Linked DNA regions of Homo sapiens: region 1 is linked to region 2. Evidence: chromatin loops called from intact Hi-C (ENCODE). Cell type or tissue: chondrocyte. All regions are shown on one strand. Each heading gives the region's core, and the rest is flanking DNA. Links, peaks and the distances in the headings are about the cores only. Region 1 overlaps PER2 (period circadian regulator 2). Region 2 overlaps RAB17 (RAB17, member RAS oncogene family).

Region 1 (5,371 bases), core at 238-5,237, 680 kb before region 2:
GTCTCGAACTCCTGAGCTCAGACAATCCACCTGTCTCGGCCTCCCAAAGTGCTGGGATTACAGGCGCGAGCCACCGCGCCCGGCCAAATGACAGCCTCTTAAAAGTGATAGAAATATTTTAAGTATGTGACTTTCTCTGCAATGTTTTTTGTGTTCCTGCGTGTATTACAGAATGTTCTTTTCCAAATAGTAAGGTTTAGAGAGGGTACTTAGAGTTCAACAAGTTATTCCCCCAAATTACCAGTCTCCTTCAAGAATGAAAATGTTGGAATTTTGAATGTTTTGTCCATGAATTGAGGAAAATTTTGGATATATGACTCACTTTATGCAAATTACTCTATCAGCTTTGTCCACCTTTGTCTAGTTTCTAAACTGTGAAGTTCTCCAGTATAGTGACATTTGCTAAGAAATCTGAATCCAGACCAGGTGCAGTGGCTCATGCCTGTGGTCTGGCACTTTGGGAGGCTGAGGTAGGAGGATCTCTTGAGCCTGGGCATTTGAGACCATCCTGGGCAACATAGTGAGACCCTGTCTCATTAAAAAAAAAAAAAAGAAATTTGAATCCAAGTATGTAACTCATTTTCCTAAAAATAATGTGTCAGATCACTGTAGTTTCATCTTAAACATCATAAAGATGGGGCCGGGCGCAGTGGCTCACGCCTGTAGTCCCAGCACTTTGGGAGGCCAAGGTGGGCGGATCACGAGGTCAGGAGATCGAGACCATCCTGGCCAACACGGTGAAACCCCACCTCAACTAAAAATACAAAAAATTAGCTGGGCGTGGTGGCACACGCCTGTAGTCCCAACTACTGGAGAGGCTGAAGCAGGAGAATCGCTTGAACCTCGGAGGCGGAGGTTGCAATGAGCCGAGATCGTGCCACTGCACTGCAGCCTGGGCAACGCAGCAAGACTCTGTCTCAAAAAAAAAAAAAAAAATCGTAAAGATGGCCTTCCAGCTTTATTTTGCTAAGAGTAGTCTTTACGTGGTCCGTGTGGTTTTGTTAACACGGCAGTTTCGATTTACTAGACTAAAACTAGCATATAAAGAAGCTAAGAAGGCTGGCCAACGATCCCACAACCAGCATAAGGTTCTCAGTGTGGCAGTCTCTGTTGTTCAGAGTCCATGTTTTAATTTTTTTCTTTAGCTGCTCATTACTCTGAATCTACAGGGTGTTTTCTGGTAGTTTTAATATAACATCAAATATGCATTTCTTAGGATCACAAATGTGTGCAATATTCTGTTCTTTCAGCCCCTAGAATTCCTCCTGAAAAGAGAATTTTTACAACCACCCATACACCAAATTGTTTGTTCCAGGATGTGGATGAAAGGTACGTGGTCTTGACCCACCCCCTTTTTCATGTTTTTGATATAAAAGCTATTTAGCCAAAGCCAAGACTGCATCTTGGTTTTATAATTACATGATAATGGACAAAAACATGTAATTATATACAGGCAATGAAATAATTATGGAATTACACTGAAAACTTCCTAAGATATGCACATGGTGTAATTGAGGCTTTCTGGAGAGCTGTTGATCTAATTGAGCCTGTCTTAATTCTCCCATATAAACCCATTCGGAGTGGATAATGGTCCAGACAGAGGCGCTGTTGCCTGGGACCAGTGTCAGGGTGGAAGCCGGAGATGCCATTGGCTGGATCCCAGCAGAAGTCTATCTTCCAGCCTGTGTGCTAGAGGCTTCTCCAGGGGACAGGATTTTCTCCATGCCTCAGAGCCCCACTTGGGTCCCTCTCTCTGGGTCTCCCCCTCAGGGTGCTGTAGCAGGTGCGAACAGTCCCAGTGAGATTTGGGAGCACCCATGTTCTGAGTGGCTTCTGCCCCCACCATGCATCTTCTCCCAGCTCCTCCACAAATGCATGAAGACTCCAAAAACACTTGGGCCGGCTAGGTGCAGTGGCTCACACTTATAATCCTAGCACTCTGAGAAGCTGAGATAGGAGCATCACTTGAGGCCAGGAGTCTGAAACCAGCCTGTTTGAAACCAGGAGTTCAAAACGTAGCAAGACCCTGTCTCTGCAAAATAAAATAAAAATTAGCTGGGTGTGGTGGTGTGCACCTGTAGTCCCAGCTACTCAGAGGCTGAGGCAGGGGGATCACTGAGCCTAGGAGTTCAAGGCTACGGTGAGCTATGATTGCACCACTGCACTCCAGCCTAGGTCACAGCAAAAGACCCTGTCTCAAAAAAATAGAAAGAAAAAAAATGTGTGGGCCACTGGCAGTAGTCACCGAAAAGTGACCTCAGAAGATACCACAGGAAGTGGACCAAGAAGCACCAGTGTGCTGGGTTCCTAAAATGAACCAGGTCACCTAGAAGCTGGAGGATCAAGACCTCTCCCTCCTCTACTCTTGGCCCAGGGACACAGGCCCCCATCCTTGGAGTCAGGGCCACACAGCTTCCTGGGGAGGCTCTATGGGTAAAAAGGGATCCGTCACTTCCAGCTCCAGGTGGCTCAGGTGTGTCCGCGGGGCTGCCTGGGGCAGAGCCAGTTTGCAGATGCAGGCTTCTGGACACCACCCTGCCCTGTGGAACCAGGATCTTGGAGGGCAGGGCCTGGGGCCGTATATGTAAAGCAGCCTCTGGAGACTTTTCTTCCTTCAGAGATCTGAGAACTGTCTCTAACCCACTCCCATGCCAACTTGGTGTCCAGCTCAGCCCTGTGCAGGGAGGTTGGCAGACAGGTTCACCTGGCATGATGGGCCACAGCCTGCAAGCTCTCCTTGATGAAGCCTTGTGTGTGGCCTGGCTCACAAAGCCCAAGGACAGCCAGGGCTCCCCCTCCTCCTCCCCTCCTTCTTTTCACCCTCCACCCCCTTTCTGCTCCCTCCTCTTCCTCCTCCCCCTCTTTTTCCTTCCTGTTCCCCCACTCCTCTCCTCTTCCTTCCTCTTCTTCCTCCTTCAGCAAGGCCTTGATGGGACGGATGCCAGGAACATTCTGTATATCCTGTCCAAAGGAAAACATGAGGCCTGAAGAGAGAGCCTCAGACAAGAAGGAGGAAATCAAAGAATAACGCCAGGCCCTTGAGAAAGTTCTGCACCATGGTCTAAAGATTCACAGGGAAAATCCTTCTACACAAGCAGCAGAGTTTGAGGAAACATTGGTTTGGATGCAACAAGTGTTAAGAGGCAGATCGGGAGAAGAAATGGTCGGTGGAGCCGGCAGAGGGCGCTGGACACAAACAGAAGCAGAAGGTGCTGCTGAAGTTCAGCTCCGTCCTGCAATGGAGCAAAGCCACAGCTCTGGGAGGAGGCATGAGCTCAAAGGGCAGAGGCCCAGCCAGCCACCGAGACTCCAAAGAAGCCACAGTAAACCAACTGGATGCTGAGGCCAAAGTCACACGAGACCAGGCTGGAAAAGAAGCACATACAAAGGGTTTTCCGAGGCCCAGGCAAAACTTGTTAAGCAAAAATCCATGCCAGGTCACATGTGGCCAAACTAATGAATGACACTGAAAAAGAAAAAGATGCTGGAAGGAAGAAAACAAAAGCATGATCATGACTTATCTCTTGGGAGGTGAAACGCAGAGCTGAAGCACTCAGGCCCCAGCAGAGGGAGCCTCCTTCAGCGTCCTGGACAGTGAACCTTCGTTTGCTATTGATTAAAAGTCTAGCTGGTTCTGTTAGTCCAACTTTTGATCTCCGGGGGTGGGGGAGGGGGTGGGGTTTGGAGTGTATCTTCTCTTTCCAGGGAATAAGATGGTTCTTAGTGACAATCTCCTCATCTGTTTGGATGCCAATCCTAGCGTGTGTCTGCTTGCCTTCCAGGGCGGTCCCTCTCCTGGGCTACCTACCTCAGGACCTGATTGAAACCCCAGTGCTCGTGCAGCTCCACCCTAGTGACAGGCCCTTGATGCTGGCCATCCACAAAAAGAGTAGGTCCCCTTTTCATGGTACATCCTGAAGTGTTTGGCGGAAGTTCCTGTGTCCTTGGGGCTGCTTCTTGGGACCAGTCTAGCTCTGACAGGTCAGATCAGCTAAGGACAAGCAGGTGGTAGACGCCCGCCTCGCCGCCTCCCTCCTGGCACTGCAGTGCCCAGTGGAGTCGAGAGAGAGGGGTAAACTCATGTGAGTTCCTTTGTGGCCAGTTGTTTCTCAGTCCGTGGCCTGAGTCCGTAGCATCTTATGTTTACTGTTGGCTTCAGTGGCGCATGGGAGGAGGGGAGACCAGTTCATCTGTGGCTAGGAAGGTTCTCACCAGGCCAGGGGAGTGCACAGTGCATGTCCTCACCAAGCCCAGCCCTCATAGATGCAAGTGACACTAGCAGAGGTGAAACATGGGATGAAACAGCTCCTGCTGGAAACAGCCTCCTGGTAATCTACAGCAAAAACAGGAGGTTGAAAGCAGTGGCTTTGAAGAAGTGTTCATACCCCTACAGTTTGCAAATGATCCTGGGCCTGAGTGACTCTTGACTTGTCTCTCTCTACTATAAATCCTGTTTGCTCCCCTTTTCCCCTGAATGCTGGCTTTTGCTCTCCTAGTCCTGCAGTCAGGCGGGCAGCCTTTCGACTATTCTCCCATTCGGTTTCGCGCCCGGAACGGAGAGTACATCACGTTGGACACCAGCTGGTCCAGCTTCATCAACCCATGGAGCAGGAAAATCTCCTTCATCATTGGGAGGCACAAAGTCAGGGTGTGAGTGCTCCAAGGGCCCGAGGTGGCTCAGGGGTCTTGGGCGGGGGTCTCGGGCTGTCCTCACCTCCCAGCAACAGATGGCATAGGGAGGGGCTGAGAGGCCAAGACCGAAACCTTGCTTCCTGCCACCAATCTGGAGCCCCAGACTGCTAGGCAGGGGTGACCTGTCCTCTGCCCCCAAGTGGGAGGGACCTCATTCAAGCAGAGTAGGGAGTGGACAGGCAGCAGCCTGGGGGGCTGCAGGGGAGAGGCAGAGGGCCCACCCAGGCAGGCAGCATGTAGTGGCTATACAGTCACGCCAGAGAGGTCCTCCTGTGGGGCCCCATCTAACAAGATGAATTAAAACCACGCAGGGGCCCTTTGAATGAGGACGTGTTTGCAGCCCACCCCTGCACAGAGGAGAAGGCCCTGCACCCCAGCATTCAGGAGCTCACAGAGCAGATCCACCGGCTCCTGCTGCAGGTGGGTGTGGTGCCTGCATGTCCTCCTCCCAGGTAGCAGCCTGAGAGCCCCCTGCAGAGGACATAGGCTCTGAACCCTGGTCCTGGCACACCCACTCAGACAGCTTCATCTGTCATTCTCTGAACATCCCCCAGGGGACAGTTTGGGCATAGACTGTGCTAGTCCGAGACAGTCCATAGTACCCTTGGCTCTCTCCAGCCTTGCATTCGACCTTGTCTGAACTGCAGCCCTGAGTGAGTAGCTGAAGGACGTGTGCAGA
Region 2 (5,371 bases), core at 94-5,093:
GATTCATTGAGACGTGCTTGGACGTGCTCAGCCCACAGAGAGCTGTACCCACAGAGCACCCACCTTTCTTGGGTGGGGGTGGGGGGGTGATGTGTGGGGTCTGTGAAGCTTCAGGGTGGTGCCGGGCATTCTGTATTTTACAGGTGAGGGGGATGGAGGCCCCGACAATGAGGCGCGAGGCCCTAGTTCCTTTCATTCCAGCAAGCCAGGGTCCGAGCATCCCCCTCACACCTGCCCTGCCTGTACCAATTGCCTGCCCTCTCTTCAGGGGGCCTACCAGGGTCGGGGGGTGAACAAAGCTGGGCTTGCTGGGGAGTCCTAGGCCAGGTTGGGGGTCTTTGCTTGGGGGGCAGGCCTGTATGTCTCACTCTACTCCTGGTCCTCTGTCTGGCCCCGCAGGGGCCATCCCCCTGCCGGCAGCTTTCAGATGAAAGCCAGGGCCTCCCTTCCTCCAAGCCCCTCTCTTCCAGGCCTGGGTTTATCTCCTCTCTCTGAGGGGAAGGACCGTTCTACAGGCTGGGCTCTGCCTTTCACCCAGAACTGGTGGGTGGAGTCTTTGTTCCCACTCTGGGTCTCTGTGATGGGGCCGGGGTGGGAGGCTGTGGGCTGTGGCCCGTGGCACAACGGGGAGAGGAGAACAGCCAGATTAGGTTAGCCTGTGGCTCATGAGCTGCCTTCATCCCATCAGCCTCCAACCCTGGGGTCCGCACTTTTGTATTGAGCACCTCTGTGTGTGGGCAGCTGTGCCGGGTTGCGGGGTTAGAAATGTGGAAGCTCCTTCCTTTGCTGTTGGCTGAGTCCCCTGTGGGAACCATGGTCTCCTCTGCTTCCATCCAAGTGTCTGCGTCACACCTTGGGATAATATTACAGCTTTTAGAGGTAGATATTACTGTAACTATGGATAGATGTCATGCAATTTATTATTATCATTATGTTAATTTTTTTGAGACAGAGTCTTGCTCTGTCACCCAGGCTGGAGTGCAGTGTCTCACTGGAACCTCTGCCTCCTGGGCTCAAGCCATCCTCCCACCTTAGCCTCCAGAGTAGCTGCTATCACAGGTGCGCACCACCATAGCCAGCTAATTTTTATATTTTTTGTAGAGATAGGGTTTTGCCATGGTGTGCACCACTGCACCCGGCCTATGTTAATTATTTTATTATTATTTTTTTTGAGACGGAGTCTCGCTCTGTTGCCCAGGCGGAGTGCAGTGGTGCAACCTTGGCTCATTGCATCCTCTGCCTCCTGGGTTCAAGTGATTCTCCTGCCTCAGCCTCCCGAGTGGCTGGGATTACAGGTGCATACCACCATGCTGATTTTTGTATTTTTAGTAGAGACGGAGTTTCACCATGTTGGCCAGGCTGGTTTTGAACTCCTGACCTCAAGGAATCCACCACCCTTGGCCTCCCAAAGTGTATGTTAATTATTAATCCTCATTATAATAATTACATGATCACATATTATAAATGTGGATATTGCCACTTTTAGGATGAGGAGATGGGATGTGCTCACTCCTTTAACTTACGTGCTTTGGGGGAAGAGTGATCTGTGTTGCACAAAAACCCTTTGAGAGCAGACACTCCTGCTTCTTTTGTCACGTGTGGCTTCAGCTTTTATCAAGAACACTGGGCTCCTGTCCAGGGGAGAGGGTAGGCCAGGAGCAGAGCCTCAGAGGAGAATGGGAGTGCTGTCCTCACAGGCGGCCTGGAAATGCAGGAGGCAGCACGCCCAGTGCTTGGCTGCAGGATCCCCGAGGGAGGGACAGGATGGATGGCCACAGGCATGCCACTCCTTCCCTCCGTCTGGATTTTTTCCCTGTGAAACGGGAGTGTAAACACCTTCCTGGAGTGGCCTCTCCATGAAAGGTTGCTGTCACCCTGGGTGGCTTAAGGTCACCAAGGCCGGCCCTGTCCGAGGGGTCAGCCTTCAGGAGGATTGACTCAGGTCCCTGGGGCCCTCCCGAGGGTCTGGTTCAGTCGACAGGTGTGTGGGGTGGGGCCCACAGCAGGACATGACACAGGTGGTGGGCTCAGCTCCTGGCAAGACACCGTCCATCCAGAGGAAGCAGGAAGCAGAGCCAGAAAGGGACATGGACTCGAGCCCTGAAGCTGGAAAGCCAACGTGCTGGCTGGAGCCAGAAGAGCAGGCAGGAGCAGAGGCAGAACGGACGGGAGTCCGAGGGACGGGAGTCCAAGTGAGCGCAGCCTCCCGCCCACCCCCGCCAGGGCCTGCTGCGGAGGTGGCAGCTTTAGGAGCCCCTGCTGTGTCAGGGACGGGGGCTGGACCTCCCCATGGACTGCCCCCACTGTCCTAACAGGCCACAGCAGGGGAGATTCTGTGCGCTGCTGACTTTCTGCATGACATCTTTTGGAAGGATGGTGACATCTAGTGCTTGTGTGCACATTTGCCAGCTGAAGCCACAACTAACCCCAGACTTGTTGGGCTTTTTCCAGGAAGGGGACGGTGACAAACAGGTACTGAGCACATTCAACTTGGCACCAGCTGACTTCCCTTCTAAATCGAGAACGTGGCTGACGTCCTAGAGCCCCCAGAAAATAAGTTTCCATTTCATGTTCCTTTCAATTTGTCATCAGCTCACTATTTTTACAAAACAGCCAAGTGCTACAGAGAGGGCTTCAATGAGCAGAATTGGCTGTTTATTTAAATTAAAAGGTAAAAAAAGCAAAACCACTTAAATGATATTAACATTTAGTAGAGAGGCTGGGCGCAGTGGCTCATGCCTATAATCTCAGCAATTTGGGAGGCCGAGGCGGGCAGATTGCCCGAGCTCAGGAGTTGGATACCAGCCTGGGCAACATGGTGAAACCGTGTCTCTACTAAAAAAATAAAATTAAATTAAAAAAATAAAATTTAGTAGAGGAACTTTTTTTTTTTTTTTTAAGATGGCGTCTCATTCTGTTGCCCAGGCTGGAGTGTGGTGGTATGATCACAGCTCACTGTAGCCTCAACCTCCTGGGCTCAAGCAAGCCTCCACCTCCACCTCTTCAGTAGCTGGGACCACAGGTGTGCGCCACCACACCCAGCTAATTTTTGTGTTTTTTGTAGAGACAAGGTTTCACTGATCTTAAGCTCCTGAGCTAGATTGATCTTCCCTCCTTGGCCTCCCAAAATGCTGGGGTTACAGGCATGAGCCACTGTACCCAGCCAAAACTTTATTTTTTAATTACATTTTGGCCTTAGCCATGGAGATATAGAAATGTGGTTAGTGGGTTTCTGAAAAAGGTTATGATAATAAATGCATGCTGTCTTCCGGGTCAGAGCCACGGAGTGCACGAGACTAGGTTGCCTCAAATACCTGTCCAGGGGCCCACCTGAGGGCCTTACATCTCTGCAGGGAAGGGAAGGGTCTATGTTCTGTAAATAGCCAAACATTGACTATTATTATGCATTATCATTGCTTGGACTAAAACCCATGCCCTCCTTGGAAATTTGCTGGAATTTTACATTAGTGTAAATTCAACCACCAGCCATCATTTTCCCTCCCCTCCTCCCCCCCCTTCTTTTTTTGAGGCAGAGTCTCACTCTGTCTCCTGCTGCCCAGGCTGGAGTGCAGTGGCACAATCTTGGCTCGCTGCAACCTCCACCTCCTGGGTTCAAGCGATTCTCCTGCTTCGGCCTCCCGAGTAGCTGGGACTACAGGGGCATGCCAGCACACCTGGCTAATTTTTGTATTTTTAGTAGAAACAGGGTTTCACCATGTTGGTCAGGCTGGTCTTGAACTCGACCTCAAGTGATCTACCCACCTCGGCCTCCCAAAGTGCTGGGATTACAGGCATGAGCCACTGTGCCCAGCCTCCAGCCATCATTTTCAACATGGAAAAGGAAAATATGAGAGGCTAAGATTGGTAAATGGAGGAAGAAAACCTGAATTTTATGCTCACGTTTCACCCTGCGCCAGCTTTTAAGATAAAACCAAATTCAAACTGAGAAATGTGATTTGAAGTGATGGGAAACAGAAAGATGTGGATAAAAGGCCCACGTTTTAAGACAACAAGTCCACAAAGAGCAAAGAGGACAGAAAGAAGAAGCAAAATTCATATGCCCTTTCTCTCCTTGCTCAGGCGATTTAACAGCCACCCTGGGTGAAGGGCACCATTAGCTCCTGCTATGGATGAGGAAGCTGAGACTTAGAAAGTTTAAGCAAGCTGCCATCAGATCAGCTGATGGGTGTACATTTATATTCTGGGCACGGTCTTCATTCTGGCACCATTGTCAATCCAGTGGAGCATCTGGTGTGTTCAGAGGTTTATAGCCGGTTCAGTCCCGACAGTTGCCCCATCTAAGCTGGAAATCACTGGTCCTACTGTCTGGATGGAGACTGCAGCTTTGTTTGACCTGGGGAGTTGGTCTGACTTCAAGTTCCTGGACCTGCAGGGAACTGCAGGACATGCGGGCAGAAGAGCCCAGGCAGTGGTTTCCGTTTAGGAAGAGGTTGTCTCATGATAGAGAAGCACGGTCTTGCTGCACCATGCTGGAAAGCTCTGTCCAGCCTCCTGTTCTCTGTCCAGCCTCCTGTTCTCTGTCTAGTGGGTGCAATTGAGTTTCTCCCACCCGTAAAGAGGCGATTAAGTCCTAACCCCCGGAACCTGTGAGTGCGACCTTATTTGGAGAGAGGGTCTTTGCAGATGTAATTAATTAAGGCCAACAAGATGGAACTTAGGATAGCCCTTAAGTCCAGTGACTGACATCCTTATAAGAAGGGGAGAGGACACAGCCACAGAGGGGCAGCCACGTGAAGACAGAGCCAGAGATGGGGGTGATGCAGCCACCAGGAACACCAGGGTTGCCGGCAGCCCCTGAAGCTGGAGGAGGCCTGGAATGGATTCTCCTTCAGTCTCCGGAAGGAACCAACCCAGCCAACGCATCAGTTTTGGACCTCTGGCCTCCAGAACTGCAGGAAGAAATTTGCTAATTTGAGCCACTCGGCTCATGGGACTTTGTTTTGGCAGCCGCAGGACACTCATGCACTGTCCTTGGAGTGTAAGTTTTTATTTTAAACATGTGGCTCCATTTGCCAGAATCTCCCCAACAGACCCCAAACCCAATCCAGGGTCTAGGCAGGGTAGCAGCTTTGACAGGAGCCTGTCGGTGCTGGTGGCTCCTCCATGCCCCAGACACCTTGCCTTCCCCCGCCCCGTCCTCTCCAGTTCTGTGTATAACACATTCCTGACAAGCCACACACAATGGGGCAAAACATTTTGGAGATCTATAAAATAACCATTTTAAAATCATATAACTTTGGAAAGCAAAGGGTAGAAAATCTTTAAATGAACAGTGCATTGCCCAATATGTTAAAGTGCTTGGGAGTAGTTGTGTGTGTGTGTGTGTGTGTGTGTGTGTGTGTGTGTGTGT

What was found. A loop is a pair of places that touch in the nucleus more often than their neighbours do. Peaks named below come from ENCODE experiments on the same cell type or tissue, not always from the same donor. Only the 100,000 strongest peaks of a DNase experiment are listed, where the experiment ranks them.
Region 1: a loop joins it to region 2, with 6 times the contacts of the local background. A loop is called at or near these places in 3 of 110 quality-filtered maps.

The regions. Positions count from the first base shown.
Region 1 is chr2:238,261,470-238,266,840 of GRCh38, reverse strand. PER2 (period circadian regulator 2) reads left to right here. Exons shown (of 23, transcript NM_022817.3): 9 at 1,251-1,329; 10 at 3,783-3,889; 11 at 4,497-4,650; 12 at 5,004-5,112. Among named protein-coding and RNA genes, the nearest start is that of HES6, 24 kb to the right of the region's middle. RefSeq lists an enhancer at 2,558-3,058. In chondrocyte, for the core only: a CTCF peak has its summit at 3,193 (motif pointing right); no DNase peak of the experiment used is centred there.
Region 2 is chr2:237,578,901-237,584,271 of GRCh38, reverse strand. The region is part of intron 2 of RAB17 (RAB17, member RAS oncogene family); the gene reads left to right. Among named protein-coding and RNA genes, the nearest start is that of RAB17, 9.1 kb to the left of the region's middle. RefSeq lists an enhancer at 2,071-2,705. In chondrocyte, for the core only: a CTCF peak has its summit at 2,368 (motif pointing left); no DNase peak of the experiment used is centred there.